Regions from separate parts of the Homo sapiens genome. Here region 2 is linked to region 1. The links are chromatin loops, found by intact Hi-C in ENCODE. Cell type or tissue: ascending aorta. All regions are shown on one strand. Each heading gives the region's core, and the rest is flanking DNA. Links, peaks and the distances in the headings are about the cores only. Region 1 overlaps LOC107986464 (a long non-coding RNA gene). Region 2 overlaps GRIA1 (glutamate ionotropic receptor AMPA type subunit 1).

Region 1 (16,257 bases), core at 7,655-10,154:
GTCTTGGTCTTGGACTTCTTAGCCATGAGAACTGTGAGAAAGAAATCTCTGTTGTTGATGCTGGAGAGGATGTGGGGGAAATAGGAATGCTTTTACACTGTTGGTGGGAGTGTATATTAGTTCAACCATAGTGGAAGACAGTGTGGCAATTCATCCAGGATCTAGAACCAGAAATATCATTTGACACAGCAATCCCATTACTGGGTACATACTCAAAGGATTATAAATCATTCTGCTATAAAGACACATGCGTATGTGTGTTTACTGCAACACTATTTACAATAGCAAAGACTTGGAACCAACCCAAATGCCCATCAATGATAGACTGGATAAAGAAAATGTGGCATATATACACCATGGAATACTATGAAACCATAAGAAAAATGAGTTCATGTCCTTTGCAGGGACATGGATGAAGCGGGAAGCCATCATTCTCAGCAAACTAACACAGGAACAGAAAACCAAACACCGCATGTTCTCATTCATAAGTGGGAGTTGAACAATGAGAACACATGGACACAGGGAAGGGAACATCACACACTGGGCCTGTTAGCGGGTTGGGGGAAAGGGGAGGGAGAGCACTAGGACAAATACCTAATGCATTTGGGGCTTAAAACCTAGATGATGGGTTGATAGGTGCAGCAAACCACCATGGCACATGTATACCTATGTAACAAATCTGCACGTTCAGCACATGTATCCCAGAACTCCAAAGTAAAATTATAAATCATGCTGCTATAAAGACACATGCACACGTATGTTTATTGCAGCACTCTTCACAATAGCAAAGACTTGGAACCAACCCAAATGTCCAACAATGATAGACTGGATTAAGAAAATGTGGCAGATATACACCATGGAATACTATGCAGCCATAAAAAAGGATGAGTTCATGTCCTTTGTAGGGACATGGATGAAGCTGGAAACCATCATTCTCAGCAAACTATCACAAAAAACCAAACACCGCATGTTCTCACTCATAGGTGGGAATTGAACAATGAGAACACATGGACACAGGAAGGAGAACATCACACTCTGGGGCCTGTTGTGGGGTGGGGGGACGGGGGAGGGATAACATTAGGAGATATACCTAATGTTAAATGATGAGTTAATGGGTGCAGCACACCAACATGGCACATGTATATATGTAACTAACCTGCACATTGTGCACATGTGCCCTAAAACTTTAAAGTATAATAAAAAAAAATAAAAAAGAAATCTCTGTTTTTGATAAGCAACTCAGTGTTTTGTTATAGCAGCCCAAATGGACTAAGAGACCATGTGACTTTAAGACTGTTACTTAACTGCTCTGTGCCTCAGTTTCCTTATCTATAAAAAGCAGATGTGAATGCCAATCTCATAAGGCTGCTGTGATAATTAAATGAACTAATATATGGAGAGCACCTAGTGCCCTGTAACCACTCAATCCATGTCAGCAGTGTTTGTTGCAACTGTTGAACTCATGAACAAACCCCAGAATTTGCACATCAATTTCAGCCTGGAAGCAGGCATCAAGGCGGGGGCACCACTTTATCTGACTAATCAATGAAGAAGGTCATATGATCTCCCTCCCACCTCCCCCACAGCTGGAATCTCAGCTGTCTCTGGATTGTCAGAAGAGGCCTGGTGAGGTCGGAAGATTGATAGCCTTGTTCTAACAGGAAGTCCCTTCCCGGGGAATTTAGGAGCTGAGCTCCAGAGCTGGGGAAGATGTTAGGATCAGTTCTAGTCTATGTGGTAAAGGGCCCCAGGGCTCATGGAACTGGGGAGGTGTCAGCTCCCATTCGGGTCCAGGCAGTACCTTGCCGAGGCTCCAGCCTGGCTTCTGATTGCCTGTACCCAGAAGCCAGAATGCTGTTACAGCCCCATCAGTCAGCCTGCAATTAGTGAAATGGAGGCACACATGCTGGTTTGCAGATTGTGGGTGGGAGGACAGGATGTGGTGGGAAATAGCTCTCACCAACTCAAGGGGCGGGGGTGGCATTTGTCTGTGTTCCCTGGTGATTTGGCAATAGAGGCTGCCGGGCACTCACATGGGGTTGGCAGCCTTTGCAACCCTCTTGGGGCCTTGGGCTCTTTCCTTCTTTCTGGTTACAGGTGGGGACATTAGCCCCTTGTGTTGGTAAGGCCAGAGCCAGGACAATCAGGCACACGCTGGGCATGGGGCACAGGGCTAAGGACAGGTGTGAAAGGAGAAAGGCCTGGCTGTGCAGGGCTGAGGACAGGGGTGAGAGGGGCAAGGCCTGGCTGTGCAGGGCTGAGGATAGGTGTGAGAGGAGTAAGACGTGGCCATGGGTGTGGGGTGAGGGACCAGGAGCTGCCAGGGTGAGGGGAAGCTCAGGCTGGGGTGCCGGAGCTCACCCCAGGGAAGCAGTCTTTGTAGGTGCCTATGGTATACATGCATGCATGGAAGTATTCAACAGATATAAACAACCTAAAGAGTTCTCATGGAGGTCCAGGTTTCTGACTTCTCTTCCCTGTCTGAACTGAAGGTTCAGCCACACAGTTTATATTTCTACAAGGCAGCATCCAAGCTAGGCTGTGCAGTGGCTTCCCTCTTTGGATGGGGCACCTGCTTTCCGGTTTGATACAGTCTCCACTACTCCCCTTCATCATCCAGCCCGTGAGTCCAGTGCCAGTGACCATTTGTCCACCTACACTGGGCCAGTTTCCTTCTTTTGAGTTTGTGGCCTTTGGCAGGGATATGCTGTGCTCAGGACCTGGCTGTCAACTCAGGGCAGTCAGGAGGCTCTGGAGGAGTGACTTCAAGCTGACACAGGGATGCCCAGCTCATCCTATGAAGAGTGTTTCAGGCAGAGGGTATAGCAAGTGCAAAGCTCCCGAGGCAGGAATTCCTGGAATGGAGTCCCCTGGGCTCTTGGAATTCCTGGAATGGAGTGCTTAAGACAGACTACACATTGAGAAGTGGAGAGAGCAACTTTCATTACAAGTTAGAAAGATATCCCAGCCAGGAGAGGGAAGAGGCTTCTGGACAGTGCAACAGACGGGAGGGCTCTCCAGGGTAAATGGGATGGTGGGGGGCTAAGCTTCCCAAGGCTTTTCTGCCCAGAGAATCTACAATCTACAGAGGCTGATCTGGATTCTCAGGAATGTCCACACATGTTTCTGATCATTAGGAAATTTGTGTGCTCCCCTTTTGAGGGAGCTCTCAGTAGACTGTCCTCACTCAGCAGAGTCTGAGGCTCTTTTCCCAGTTCTAGTCCATGCAGAGGTCTGTCTCCTTGGCTGGGACTTGATATTAGGGTCAGGGCCTGCTGCCCCTCAGCCTTGGGTCTCAGAGGGACGCTCCTGCACAGCTGACTGTTCTGCAGACTGACAGCCCCCAGGAGCCTGCCCATAGCGTGAGAGAGCAGATTTAGGGTTGCGAGTGGTGATGGGGGAGACCAAATGCCTGTGAAGAGCTGCCTTTTGCATTCCCTTTTAGGCTCTCCAAAGAGAGAGAGAAGGCTGCTCAGCTAAGCTCTCTATGTGGCTCCCTCTCCCAGGCCCCAAAGAGGCAACTGGACTCAGTCCTGCTGGCCCAAGAGCCAGCCTGGACACAAAGGGCAGGAGCCCAGCAAGGGAGCAGAATCCTGAGCGGGCAGGGGCTGAGCTGCAGGAGGACTAACTCCCCACGTGGGGCCATACTGAGCTTTGGGAGCATCTTGAAGTCTCAGAGAACACAAAGGCCTTTCTGTTCTGTTTTAAATACAATGGATTTTTCTCTAATTGTGGAAATAATGCATATGTATTTAATAGAAAATGTAGACAAGAACACAGAGAAAAATTAATACTTCCTGTAATTTCACCACCAAGGTTATACTAGGAACCTTTTACTGTCTATACTTCTGGGAGTTTAATCAGCAGAGGGGCACTCACAGCGGGGTGACACTGACAGTGGGGGCTGTAGGAGGTGAGGGGTACCCTAGAGTCAGAAGACCTGAGTTCAAAACCTCTTTCTGATACTCGTTGGTTTCACAGCCTTAAGTGAATGACTTGGTTTCCTTGTGCCGCAGTTTCCTGATCTGCAAAATGAGGATAATGGCATTGTCCCTCATGGGGCTCTCTAGAGAGTTAGGGCAGTGAGTGGATTCTGCTCAGCACCTCGTAAACAGTCAATACATCTTAGCCAGTATGTGTATGTCTATATAAATATACATCCATTTAAAAAATACAAGATGAGGAAGATACTGACCACACTTATTTTTGCACTTAGCTTTTATCCTTGGTATGAATTTTATGCCACATGTAAGAAGAGGCAGGTTAGTTCTTTATACCAAATATTTTCTGATTGTATGCACCTACTCTGTCTCATTGGTGGGCTCTCCATGTTCACCCTTTGAGTTTCCCTAGAACTGGCTTGGAAATAGTGCAAGTCTTGTCTTGGCCCCTTGGTGTGTGTCATGATGTGGAGTCATTGCCATATGTGCAAAGTCCCTTGAAGTTGGGCATGCTGCAGTTTCTGTGCCAGGCTTGCCAAGAGAATCTTTGCCAAGATGGGGAGAGGGGGCTGGGACTTAGGGTGGAATGCCCTGGGACACACTGCCACCATTCCCCTGAGGACCGTCATCAGGCTGTGGCGCAGAGGGGATTGGGTGGTAAGAGAGGCAAGGGGATAGTCCCGCAAATCTTTCTCCTGCCCTCTCTTCTCTCACCTCAGTCTCTCCCCATCAATAGTTTCTCCCTATCCTCTGCAAATTGCCCCAGTGAATTTAGAATTTGGAACAAAAACCCAGAGAGCAGGTTTCCCTGCAATACGTATCTCCCCTGAGACCAGTGAGCACAGTCACATATAGGAGAGAAGAAAACTCAGAGAGAACAAAATACAACAGCTCCCATTTTTCCTGATTCTTCTACATAGTAAAAATAAACACCAACTAATATCTCAACTTATTATTATATAGTGACATTACACAGTGACTATATTTAAATGTCATTAAGAAATCTTTTACTGGGCAACCTTTATTAGCTGCAAGAGATTCCAATGTGTCAATTATTTCCCATTTTCCCAAAACTACATATATAACTGTAATGAACATCCTGATACCTAAATTGTGGATGGATCTCTGATGTTTTCTTAGAATTTTTAGAATTGACCTCACTGAGTCAAAGGCTCTGGCTTGTGTTTAAGGCATTTGGTCTTTTTTGTCCTCCAGACTGCTGTGCAAACACCAAGTCAATCAGCAATCTACAAGGTCCTAAGTTCTTCTCACGAATAGGAGAGAACTTCTTATCAGGCATGAGGGACTTTGTCAGACTTGGCTTTGGGGCACGAGTGGCCTTCTATTTGCAACATGTCCTGATAACTTTGTGGAATCCAGCGGGGAAGCTCCCATGGTTACTTTGCACCAGGCAGAACATGCATCCTTCCTTGGCTGGCTTCCCCAGCAATAGGGGAGTAAACGTGGAGATCACCTTACCTGGCCCTACAGATGAGGCACAGAGACACTTTAGGTCTTAGGAAGTGATGCTGCTTGCACAGCCCTGGGGTAGCTTTCTGGTTGGGCGAGAGGGTCTTGAAGAATGTGGGCATATGCACAGGACCACACACACCACAGGCCATCTGGTGAAGCTGGCGGATGGGGAGTGACAGGCACTGAAGTGGCAAAGGCCTCTCGGACTTTGTATCAGTGCCAAAGGAGGAAAGGTCTTGCAAGAGGCAGAAGTGGGCAGAGATTGAGTTGGTCAGAGGGAGAGAAGTCGGGAAGGCAGAGACAAGAGGGAGGGGTTCATGTTGTTTATTATCAGCAAGTCTCATGCCACAGCGGGCATCTCTCAAGAGGCTCCCTTGTGTTCACTCTCAGTGGGTCCTGGCAGAAGGCTGCAGTGGCTGTGTTATGGGCAGAGAAAGGGTCATAGGATAAAGCCTTGGAGTTCTGATGGCCTTTGGGGCATTTAGGGGAGGGGGAGACTCTCCCAACGACAGATACTCTCTTCCTTATTCCTAGAATGAAGTGGCTTTTTCCCTTCCAAAATTTTTTCCCTGCAGCTGCTTTCAAATGCCCATTTGCAAACTGGTGTAGGTCTGTGATGGAATTTCATTTGTGGCAAGCTGAGAAAAAAAAAGAACTGCAAAGTGAATTTTTAATGAGGCTGGATTTATTTAATTTTAAACACTGTCCTTTATTCTAAAGGAATGATCTTCCTTTTGGTGCTAAAATGCTCTTTCTTTTATGAAATGACTATTAAAATAAATGACATTTTCTTTTACTCTCCTCACTTGGCAATTGAAAAAGCTGGAAGTTTTATGTGGATACCTGAATATGCATATCCCACCCCCACTCTCTGCTTTGTGTTTGTGTGTAAGTTCATCTAGTCAAAGAGAATCTAAAAATTTGGGTTCTACTGGGTGAAGTCCTCTCAAGGGTAAGCCCAGCTGATAGCTCTAGTTCTCATCATATTGGCCCTTATCCAACAAAGTCTTCATTTCACAAACATTAAGAGCCCACTGTGTGGCAGGCCTCATACTAGGGGCTGTGGTGGTGGGTTTGTCTGGTGGTGGAATGAGCCCTACCTGGCTAAGCTACCCATGGCCTTGACCCTCCTGTGGTCTACTGAAAATACCAGCCCCTCACCAAGATATCCATGCCAACTCACTGGAACCTGTGAATGTTACCTTATTTTGCAAAAGTTGTGATTAAGTTAAGGATCCCAAGAGAAGCAGCTTATCTTGGATTGTCTGAATGGACTCTAAATACAATCACAGTGTCCTTATAAGAGAGGCAGAGGAAATTTTGAGACAGACACACAGAAGAGGAGAAGGTGTTGTGAAAACAGAGACAGGGATGCAGCCCTAAGCCAAGGAATGCTGGCAGCCACCAGAATCTGGAAGAGGCAAAGAACAGAGCCCCCTACAAGAGTCTCTGGCGGGAGTGCACGCCTGCTAATACCTTGATCTTGGACTTCTGGCCTCCAAAACTGTGAGAAAATAAATTTCTGTTGTTTTCAGCCATCAACTTTGTGATATTTTGTTATAGCCACCACAAGAAACTAATATACCTCTCATCAAGTCAACAAGAGGGGCAAAACAGGGTGAATTATTGGGGCCTAGATGTCCTGAAGGGGTCAGGTTGGACTGCATTGCTTATCAATACAAATCCTGTCTAATAACTTTTAGCTGGCCCTCCCTTGCTTGGAATCTGCCAAATCTTTTTTACCAATATCTGGACTGGATCTTAGAGGCCTGGCCTCCCACCCATCCTGCTTACAACTAGTGACATCAGAATGTCAGCTGTAAAATTTCCTCCAAAATGCAAAGTGTGGGCCATGTTTATTTTATTTCTCTAAAACAAACTTAATCTGCTGCAAGATTTCATCGTTATGGATGGTGGGAAAATAAATTTCTGTCATTCCTGGGCTCTTTCTTATTCCATAGCATGGGAAAATGTCCTGAGGTCTTGTGCACTTGGTGGGCAGCCTGGACTTTGTGTCCACACAAGTCATTCCTTGCCCAAATCTATGTGACCTCGTTGCAGGTGGCTTTGTGCCTTCTGTGCCAAGCTGGCCCATGGAGTCATGCATGGTGTCAGGGCACAGCCTCTCCAGATGTGCCACAACCTCCCCTTTGATGTCCTAGCACTTCCTAGGGCTCTGCAAGGAGCAGGATATACCCACAGACTACAGTCATTCATCCACTTAGCCCTTGAAGACATTTCTTTTGCTTCTTCCTCTGACTCTTTCTGCTTCTTAAACTCCCAAACTCACATCTCTCCTTCCCTCTCTGTAGCAATCCAGAGGAATCTCCCTGTTTTATGGACTGAATTTTGTCTCCTCCACATTCCTACATTGAAGCCCTAATCCCCCAAGGTGACTGTATTTGAAGATAGGGCATTTAAGGAGATCATTAAGGGTAAATGAGGTTATGGTGAGACCCTAATCTAATAGGATCAGTGTCTTTGTAGAATAGGAAAAGTACCAAAGGTCTCTCTCACCCATGCACAGAGGAAAGTTCATGTGAGGACACAGTGAGAAGAAGGCTCTCTACAAGCCAGGAAGAGAGGCCTTACCAGAAACAAGCCCCGGTGGCACGTTGATCTTGAACTTCTAGCCTCCAGAAGTGAGAAAATGAATTTCTGTTGTTTAAGGCACCTAGTCTGTGGTATTTTATCGTGGCAGCCTGAGAAGACTAAGGCAGCCCCTCAGTGAGGTTAGGTTTTTCCAAAACAGCAGCCCAGTGGGGAGTTGCTCTTCTGATGGTCTTGCTGCTCTTTCGATTTGTCCAGAAACACCTGAGCCCCTGAGGAAAGGGAGCATGCTGCAAGGACCTCTACGGTGATGTTCAGGGAGAGGGATGCACCTGCAGCCTCTCCATAGCATGAAGGGCAAAACATCAATACACAGTGAGTTCATCATTCTGCCATCTTAGCCCTGGTTCTGTTTGCAAACACAGATAGCCCACGTCTGCCTCTGCCTGCCCACTGTCTAACTTGCTGCTTTATGCTCCTTTAATTAAGGGCAGAGTCCTCAGGGTTTCCCGTGTCAAATGGAGCTCTCCAAGTTCTGATGTGAGTGGGGAGAAGAGACACCATTGATGACAAAACCCCAGAGGTGAGAAGGAAGGAAGGATGGACTTTTACTGTCACTGTTTCCCGAAATACATTTCACAGGGTAATAGTACATTTAAAAAAAGAGTGTACGGTATAAGATTTGGGAACTCATTGGTTGAATTAAATTAAGCTTTTTAAATCTCAAGGGGAAGCTCACATATGCAGTCTTTACCAACAAATGGGACCACTGAACTGCTTTTCCACTGAGCATCTTGCAGGATCAGTGCTTGGTGGAAGCCATTTTGGAAACTGCTGATATTCACTGGAGAACTATAAAATATAAGACCTAGAAAGGGACCACTGAGATCATGTAGGCTCAAGCCCTCAGGTTTAAACTCGGGGAAATGGAGGGTCAGGAAGGTCCAGGGCCCAGGACTTGCCAAGGTCATCTGGTTGAACTGGGGCTAGAACCAGGTCTCTTGATTTTCAGCCTGGAATTCTTGCTTCTACACCCCTACTGTTTCTTATGCCGATTAACATGGCAATCCACTGGAAAATGCTAGCTCTGGAGGGACTCAGCCAGGCATCCGGCTTTAACCTGACTCTGACTCATGGGCAATGGCTGCCTGGTGGTGCTTGATTTTGATAGTGAGAGGGCTTGGAGTATACTCAGAATCTTACCCACTTTTTTAAAAAGAAAAAAATATTTTGCATTTGATAAATCAAATCCAAATCTATTTTATCCAGCACATTTCCTGCTAAATTGGAGGCCTCAGAAAAATTTAATCCTGTGTTTCTGATTCATCTTTATTTGAATTCATCTATTTTAAGTTTCAAAGTTATTTTCCTGGCCCCAGCCCTCTGAGCTTTCCTCTAATCTCTCTTCCCTCAGAAACAAGCCATTTTATTTGGATAGATGGAAAGGTTTCCTATCCCTGACCATCATGCCTCTCCCAAGTCCCTTGGAAAAAAAATAAAAAGCCCAAAACAACTCTGGAAATTCTTAAGGACCTTTCAAAATGGAGAGTGCATGTCAGAGGGCTGCAGAGAATGAGAAGAGTGTTCAGGAGAGGAGAATGGAAACAATTAATCGCTCAAAATATGAGGCCTAGGAAGATCTAGAATGATTCATCCTGAAAGATGGCCAAAGAGTGTTTTAACAATTCTGGCAAAAGAACTATTGCTTCCAAGCCTGGGGACCAGTTCCTCCAAGAAGAGAACAGGAAGAAAGAGTGTGAAGCTGCAACATGCAGGAATTAGGTTAGATGTCAGGACAGAGTTCTTGACTGAGACGGTCACTGTGAAGGATTTACAGAAAGGCCCATGGGGTGGTGCTTTGCAGGCAGAGGCTCTACATCTGGCCCTGTTACTTTGAAGGTATGCAACCTTGAGCGAGATACTGACCTTGAGACTCTGTGTCTCTGTCTGAAAAAGTGGAGATGATATACTCACCTCACAGCATTGTCACATGGATTGGATAATTCGTGTCGCATTCTTGGCCCACATGAGCAGCTCAAAACTGGTGGTGCTTAATATGATATTATGATGGTGATCCTGATGGTTATGGCAAGTGATCAAAAAGCATTGGTTCCCATTCCCTTACCCTTACAATCTTGCTGAGGGTGAAGCCCTATGGTTGTAAATGGTGGATAACCAAGGGAGGGGCCATGGCTACCTGGGATGCTTAAAAGAGCTACACTCCTCAGAAACTCCTGGGCACAGACTCTACTTTTCTCCCTCCTAGGGGAAGATGTAGCTTCATTGAGGCTGCAATTGTTTCAAGAACCAGGAGAGTCTAACATCTAGAAATATCCCCTCACAGGGGATTATTAAATACACAGACTATTGGGTAAATCCTTCCTGAATGGTAAGGTGGGCTTGGGTACAAAAGGACTCTACTACTGTAGTCTCTGCTTAGCTGCAGTTTCAATTACCAGTGGTCAACCACAGGCTGAAAATAGAGAGTACAGTATAACAAGATATTTTGAGAGAGTTACCACATTCACACAACTGTTTTACATCATATTGTCATGATTGTTGTAGTTTATTAGTAGCTATTGTTAATCTCTTACTATGTCGAATTTATAAATTCAGCTTTATCATAGGTATGTATGTGTAGAAAAAAACACAGTAAAATATAGGATTTGGTACTATCCACAGTTTTAGACATCCACCGGGGGTCTTGGAATATATTCGTTGCAGGTAAGGGAGGACCACTGCACAGCCAACACTGAACCTTGGAGATAGGGGAGACCATACCTGTGGTGAAGGAAGTCATGGGCAGCTACTGGTTCCCTACTAGGAGACTTGGGGAACATTTGAAAGGTGCTGCCTTGGTTTTTGCCCTGCAAAGGCCACTTTTCTCTGCCTTATGTTTCTGATTTATTTTAGCAAGTAGATGGAAAATGTTAGTAGGTGCTCATGTGTAGTGTCTCTTCCTGCCAATACACAATCCACCTGAAAAATACTGTTCCAATTAGCTACAGAGGGCAGTGTAAGGCAAAGGTTAAAGTGAGCTCTTAAGTGGTAGAGACTGAGTTAGAGAAGGGTGAGATGAGAGGACGCCAGAGTAATCATGGGAAGCTTCCCAAAGGAGTGGGGTTGGTCTGAGTCTCGTAAGGAGAGAGAGCTCTTGGAGAGGCAGAGGTGATGGCGAAGGGCCATTCGGGTGGGGAGACAGCCTGGATCAAGGTTCAAAACTAGGAATGAAAATGGTCAGAAATGAGCATGCAGGTGCCATTTAGGAGAGGAGTGAGAAATGAGGCTAAGTTGCGGACAGCTTATTGAGTTTTTGAAAGTCATGCCCACATGGCATTTGAACTTGGTATCTTAGGCAATGGGGAACTACAGGAGGTTTGAGAAGGGCATGATATGATAAAAATGAGCTATTGGGCAAGACTATATATGGCAAGCTGAATATTTAAGTGCTGTAGCTTCATGGAGTAGAAAATCTACCAAGCCTAGTGAAGAAAATTGGGGGAAAAATTCAATTATAAAAATAATCTATATTCATGATTTAACATTTAGAAAATACAGGAAAGTATAAGAAGAAAAAAATTACCCTTAGTCCTACTACTCGTAGATATTTTTAAGAACTTGGTATAGATTTTCTTTTTCTTATTTATTTTCTTTTACTTAGTTTTTACATATACATATGTAATATGCCTATGTAAATTATATATATTTAACTTTATATATTTAAAAAATATAAGTGCTTTTGCATTATCATGAACTCTTTATAAATATAATATCCAATGTCACATGATATATTACATATATATATATTATTTTTCTTTTCGAGACAGAGTCTCACTCTGTCGCCCAGGCTGGAGTGCAGTGGTACCATCTTGGCTCACTGCAACCTCCGCTTCCCTGGTTCAAGCGATTCTCCTGCTTCAGCCTCCCAAGTAGTTGGGATTACAAGTATGCGCCAACATGCCCAGCTAGTTTTTGTATTTTTAGTAGAGATGGGGTTTCACCATGTTGGCCAGGCTGGTCTCGAACTCCTGGCCTCAAGTATCCACCTGCCTTGGTCTCCCAAAGTGCTGGGATTACAGGCATAAGCCACTGTGCATGGCCATGATATTCTATTGTAAGATACACTAAATCATTCCCTGGTTGATAGATATTTATTTTGTTTAAAAATTTCTGTTTATAATAAACATGATTTGCTAAACATGGCATGTGTGTGTATCTGCATTTAATTTTATTTGTTTTGAAATACTATAAAGTAGAAATATTGCATCAAAGCGTATGAATAAATTAAGGAATTAAATATTTCTAAAAATATTGAAAAATTGCTTTCCAAAAGGGTGGTACCATTTTATATGTCTATGAACAATGTTTGATCATGCTTGTTTAACTACTCCTTACCTGCACTGTGTATTTTAAATTTTAAAAAATATTCACTAAAATTAAAGGCATATTTTAGTTTTCATCTCTTGTAAAGTTGAATATTTTTCCATGTTTGTATGTGATTTAAACTTCTTTAATGAATTGCTAATATATTTTGGCCAATTATTTATATTACAATTATGAAATTTTCTTATTATTGAATGAAATCCTTTTATAATAGTATTTTTAATAGCTATATTTTTCTGATTGTAAGATTTCTCTTTGGAAAAATCAGAAAATGAAGTTGCATTTTAAAAGAGAAAGTCAGTATCAGCCATTATCCAATCACCCATAACCCTTGTTGATATGGTGGTGAATATTCTTTTCTTTCTTTTTTTTTTTTTTCCAAGAGCTGGGGTCTCACTATGTTTCCCAGGCTGGTCTCGAACTCCTGAGTGCAAGCCATCCTCCTGCCTTGGCCTCCCAAAGTGTTGGAATTACAGGTGTGAGCCACCATGCCTGGCCAGGTGGTGAATTTTCTTCAAATACATGCATGTAAATAGGGACATATGTCAAAAAAGAGAAAAATGGGGCCGGGCGCGGTGGCTCACGCCTGTAATCCCAGCACTTTGGGAGGCTGAGGCGGGCGGATAACGAGGTCAGGAGATCGAGACCATCCTGGCTAACACGGTGAAACCCCGTCTCTACTAAAAATACAAAAAAAATTAGCCGGGCATGGTAGCGGGCGCCTGTAGTCCCAGCTACTCGGGAGGCTGAGGCAGGAGAATGGCGTGAACCCGGGAGGCGGAGCTTGCAGTGAGCCAAGACAGCGCCACTGCAGTCCAGCCTGGGCGAAAGAGCGAGACTCCGTCTCAAAAAAAAAAAAAAAAAAAAAAAAAGAGAAAAATGGGGCCCCTATTTTCAAACTATTTTGTAACTGCTTTGTTTCATGTAGTAGATTGTGAACATCTTTTCCATACCAATGAATGTTATATAAACCTATATTATCATCTTTACTATGTGGCTAGTATTTCATCGTATAGGTAGATATACCTAGTTTATCAATTCACGTATTAACTGATGTGTTGAAATGTTTCCATTTTTTCTATTGTAAACGTATCTACAGTGAATATATTGTTGTTGTAACTATATTCCATTGTCTTTCTATTTCCTAAAGAAAACTTCTGAGAAGTAGAAATGCTGGGCCATGGAGTGAACACATTTAATGTTTTGGCATGTATCACCAAACTGCTCTCTGTGAAGTGCGAAGAATCCTCACTTCTGTCCACCACAGTTTTTTTTTTACCTGCATTATATATGTTCTTTTTTTTTTTTTTTGCAAATTTGTCAATGTGATAAGTGAAAAATAAGTTTTATATTTTGATTTACATTTATTTCATTATTGGAGAGATTGATAGGCTTTTAACTTACCAATTACCTGTACCTATTTTGTATTTCCTTGTCCCTATATGATCCAATTTTCCCTTGGGGATGTTTATACTGAGATATTTATCTTTTTTTTTGTATGTTTTTATTTTCAAATATAGCAGTAGTGACTAAACTTTGTATAGCAGAGTTCAAGTTATAGATGGATTTTCTATATATCATCTTAATTATACAGCAGCTTTTTAAATTATTATTATACTTTAAGTTTTAGGGTACATATGCACAACGTGCAGGTTTGTTACATATGTATACATGTGCCATGTTGGTGTGCTGCACCCATTAACTCGTCATTTAACATTAGGTATATCTCCTAATGCTATCCTTCCCGCCTCCCCCCACCCCACAATAGGCCCGGTGTGTGATGTTCCCCTTCCTGTGTCCGTGTGTTCTCATTGTTCAATTCCCACCTATGAGTGAGAACATGCGGTGTTTGGTTTTTCATCCTTGCGATAGTTTGCTGAGAATGATGGTTTCCAGCTTCATCCATGTCCCTACAAAGGACATGAACTCATCATTTTTTATGGCTGCATAGTATTCCATGGTGTATATGTGCCACATTTTCTTAATCCATTCTATCATTGTTGGACATTTCGGTTGGTTCCAAGTCTTTGCTATTGTGAATAGTGCCACAATAAACATACGTGTGCATGTGTCTTTATAGCAGCATGATTTATAATCCTTTGGGTATATACCCAGTATTGGGATGGCTGGGTCAAATGATATTTCTAGTTCTAGATCCCTGAGGAATCCCTGATATGGCCACCTTGCAGTTTGATCGTAGACTGCTGTGCTAGCAATGAGTGAGGCTCCGTGGGCGTAGGACCCTCTGAGCCATGTGCGGGATTTAATCTCCTGGTGTGCTGTTTGATAAGCCCATTGGAAAAGCACAGTATTAGGGTGGGAGTGACCCGGTTTTCCAGGTGCCGTCTGTCACCCCTTTCTTTGACTAGGAAAGGGAGTTCCCTGACCCCTTGCACTTCCTGGGTGAGGCAATGCCTAGCCCTGCTTCAGCTCACACACGGTGCACCGCACCCACTGTCTTGCACCCACTGTCCGGCACTCCCCCGTGAGATGAACCTGGTACCTCAGTTGGAAATGCAAAAATCACCCGTCTTCTGCGTCGCTCATGCTGGGTGCTGTAGACTGGAGCTGTTCCTATTCGGCCATCTTGGCTCCACCCCCTATACAGCAGCTTTGTAAAGAGCAATATTTATCTTTTTATATGACCTCCATATATTTTTATTTTCTCTCCTTTTTTTTTTGAGACAGAGTGTTGCTCTATCATCCAGGCTGGAGTGCAGTGGCATGATCTCGGCTCAGTGCAACCTCTACCTCCCCAGTTCAAGTGATTCTCCTGCCTCAGCCCCCTGAGTAGCTGGAATTACAGGTGCCTGCCACCACGGCCAGCTAATTTTTGTATTTTTAGTAGAGATGGGGTTTCACCATGTTGGCCAGGCTGATCTCAATCTCCTGACCTCAAGTGACCCGAAAGTGTAGGGATTACAGATGTGAGCCGCCTCACCTGGCCTGTTTTTCTTTTTAAATAGTCAATTCTATCAGTTTTTATCTCTATTAATATTTACTTTGATTTTATGATTAGAGATTATGATTAGATTTTATGATTAGAGATTTTATGATTAGAGATTCGGCCAAGATGGCCGAATAGGAACAGATGATAGTTTTTGAATTACCTTTTTGAAATATAGGGAGAACATAGATTAGTTGAAAGAATGAGGAAGGCTGATAATTTGGAAAAAATGGTAAAACAATCATACTGTAAACAGAACCCAGCAGAAGATTAGTTTAAGTTTTTCCTGACTTTTAGTTTTTCTTTTTGTTAAGTGTCACCTTCATTCTCCTGGGCAATAGACATAAATATAATATTTTCTTCATTGCATATATTTAATGGGGCAACAATTCTTTCAATGTCTTCTGTTGAAACATATCTTGGATTTGAATTTTCTTTCCTATTTTTTCCTATATCTTGTGGTTCTGGATTACTGCCGCATTGTGTGTGCATGTGTGTGTGTGTGTGTGTGTGTGTGTGTGTGTGTGTTTGTACACATAGATCTGGGAAGGCAGACCTTTGGTCACCTTACTGACTACTGCATCCCAGCACCCCAAAAAGATCCTGAAACAAAGCAAGTGCTCAGCGGACATCTTGCAGAATAAATTGATGGATTAGTAGAACAGGATGGGTGATTTTGCTGCTTTGCCCATCAGTGACTGCACTCTCAGGAAGAAGTCAATCTGTCTTCTATCCATCTGGCTATCCATGTTTTATTCATGGGTGTCTGAAATTCCTTGTGAAAAGAGGCAGGTTAAAAAAATAAAGTATTTGCAGTACTAGCTGATATTATAGAAACTGACTTGAATTGGATCAAGTAAAAGGGGGGAAATTATTAAGGATATAGCTTGTTTTGATGGAGACTGCAGGCAGAAATGCAGCTGGACTCTCGGAAGGGGCTAAAATGAAGATGATGAGATTTTT
Region 2 (2,500 bases), core at 1-2,500, 390 kb after region 1:
CTTGAGTTCCCATATAGTAACTAGCAGTTACATGGACGGGGTTTGACATCACAGACACTTGTCCAGGCTCTACAAGTTACAGCTTCCTGACCCTTGCCAAGAACTGACCCAGTGGTAGCCTCAGTTTGCTTATCTGTGTAGCTAGCTAATTGGGCACAGCACTATGTTGGGTCAGGCTTGTCATGAACTGTCCTCCTCTCAACCCCCACTCCAAGTCTCACATCCTTGAGTACGGGTCCAGGCTGTACAAGTTACCAGTTTCATGACCCTGGCCAAGAACTGACTCAGCGGAATCAGAGAATCAGATTCTGAGTCCAATTCTCTGATTTATTTATTTAAATGGCACAGAGAAGATACTAGAGAGACTGTAGCTATCATGACCCCCGACTAGAAAAGCTGCTCCAGGGCCAGGATCTGATGTGGACTCTTGATCCCTTCCCCACGTTTACTAAATGCCATTGAATAAAACAAGGCCACTGAGAATCCTTTACTCCAATGCTGTCTTGAAGACATGTATCATGAAGAAACCTGTACTGTTGAGGAGAAAGAAGTTACATAAATACAGGAATCAACCTAAAAAAAATCCCTGCTCCTTTGTCTCAGATCTACCCTTCTCACTTTGCTAAGAAAGGTTCAGCCTGAAGCTTTGACTTGTGACTCTGTCCTTTCCATACAGGTAGGAGTCTATTGTTTTGCTGCTCTGGTTTAATTACTCTCAAGGAGGCTTCTCCAAAACTCATCTTAGTGGTACATAATTTCCCAGCTGAATATTGGAGAACCTCAAAACCAAAGGCCCATAGCTTATGCCCAAAGCCTCTGTATTAGACTAGTCTGTTGTCATGCTGCTAATAAAAGCACACCCAAGACTGAGTAGTTTATAAAGAAAAAGAGGTTAAATAGACTCACAGTTGCACACAGCTAGGGAGGCCTCACAATCATGGTAGAAGAGCAAAGGCACTTCTTACATGGTGGCAGGCAAGAAAGCATGTGCAGGGGAACTGCCCTTTATAAAACCATCAGATCTCATGAGACTTATTCACTGTCACGAGGACAGCACGGAAAAACACACACCCATGATTTAATTACCTCCCACCTGGTCCCTCCCTTGACACGTGGGGGTTATGGGAGCTACAATTCAAGATGAGATTTGATATAGCCACACCATATCAGCCTCCATGGTACCTTCCAAAAGCACATCCAGTCCTGTGTGGGTGCTGATAAGTTCCTGAAAAGTTATCTAGAAGGAGATGACAATTTAGAAACCTAAGTCCATAACCCAGAGCAAAGAGCTCTGTAAGTCATTAATATTCTATAAAAAGCCATTATGAGATTTCAGCTAAAATAATCCAACAGAACTCTTGGCACACTGTTCCTACATCCTTTATTTCATGACCACCCACTAAGGTCTAGCAGGGCAGGAAGTCAGGAGTTGGTCAATAGCATGGAATCCAGAGCCAAGTTTCCGTGGATTTTCCCCAGCTTTTCCATTTACAAACTATGCAAACTTGGGCAAGGCATGTAAGTCTCTGTGCCTTGGTTTTCTAGTCTTCAAAATGATGACCTCTATTTCAGAGTAAACTTTGTAAACAGCAAACTTTGTAGGATAAAGCCAAATGGAAGGAGGCAATAGGGTGTGTCAGAAGGATAACAGATAGGTGAGTGGGGTTGGAGTGCACAAAGGAGTGAACTCAAGGAAGTAGGAGCTGGGTAGGTAGGCAAAAGTCAGGCAATTTTTTTTTGTATAAAATTATACCAAAATATAGTCATGTACCATGTAATGATGTTTTGGTTAACAATGACCTGCTTATATGATGGTGGTCCCATAAGATTATAATAGAGCTGAAAAATTCCTATTGTCTAGTAATATCTCTGCCATGGTAATGTTGTAACACAATGCATTACTAATGTGTTTGTGTTGATGCTGGTTTAAAGAAACCTACTGTGCTGCCAGTTGCATATAAAAGTATAGCACATACAGTCATGTACAGTGCATGATACTTGATAATAAGCAGCTATATTATGGTTTATATATTTATTACACATGTAGAGAGATCACAAGATCTCTAAGGCCTTGAGTCCTTGTCCCCAAAAACATTGAAAAGCTAGTCAAGGTTTTAAGCAAGAGACATTAAAGTGATTTGCCCAAGTCTGGAAAGCGAACTTCTGATAACAAAACAGGGACTGGAAATCTGGTGCTCCTATTGTCATGTGCCTCATCTTGATAAACACCCTCCCTGGCATGCCTCCTCCCAGGGAGAGAAGTTAATGAACAAAAATGAGAGCAGCTCCATAGAAAGCCTCACGTACTGTACTACATGTGCCTCTGCAGGAAGCAGGGAAGGTCTGAATGATGCTTCCTTGGAGGGCCTGAGATTAGTGTCTGAATCAGAGCTCCAAAGGGGCTGGAGCAGAAGCTTGCATGGCGTTGTCTAGGAAACATGATGGAAAAATGGAGCTTAGCCATCAAACTGGTTACCAATGGACAGGGTTTCCAAGGTCC

Evidence for each region. Hi-C counts contacts between places; a loop is a spot of excess contacts. Peaks named below come from ENCODE experiments on the same cell type or tissue, not always from the same donor. Only the 100,000 strongest peaks of a DNase experiment are listed, where the experiment ranks them.
Region 2: it touches region 1 in a loop (2.2-fold over the local background); 1 of 110 quality-filtered maps calls a loop at or near these places.

Annotation. Positions count from the first base shown.
Region 1 is chr5:153,946,434-153,962,690 of GRCh38, reverse strand. LOC107986464 (a long non-coding RNA gene) reads left to right here. Exons shown (of 3, transcript XR_001742937.1): 2 at 8,223-8,339; 3 at 8,454-8,836. Among named protein-coding and RNA genes, the nearest start is that of LINC01861, 56 kb to the right of the region's middle. RefSeq lists enhancers at 2,126-2,732, 2,733-3,339, 3,340-3,947. In ascending aorta, for the core only: no CTCF peak of the experiment used is centred there; a DNase peak (open chromatin) is centred at 9,070; H3K27ac peaks cover 2,253 bases.
Region 2 is chr5:153,559,068-153,561,567 of GRCh38, reverse strand. All of the region lies in intron 2 of GRIA1 (glutamate ionotropic receptor AMPA type subunit 1), which reads right to left. Among named protein-coding and RNA genes, the nearest start is that of GRIA1, 70 kb to the right of the region's middle. In ascending aorta, for the core only: no CTCF peak of the experiment used is centred there; a DNase peak (open chromatin) is centred at 1,458; H3K27ac peaks cover 1,042 bases.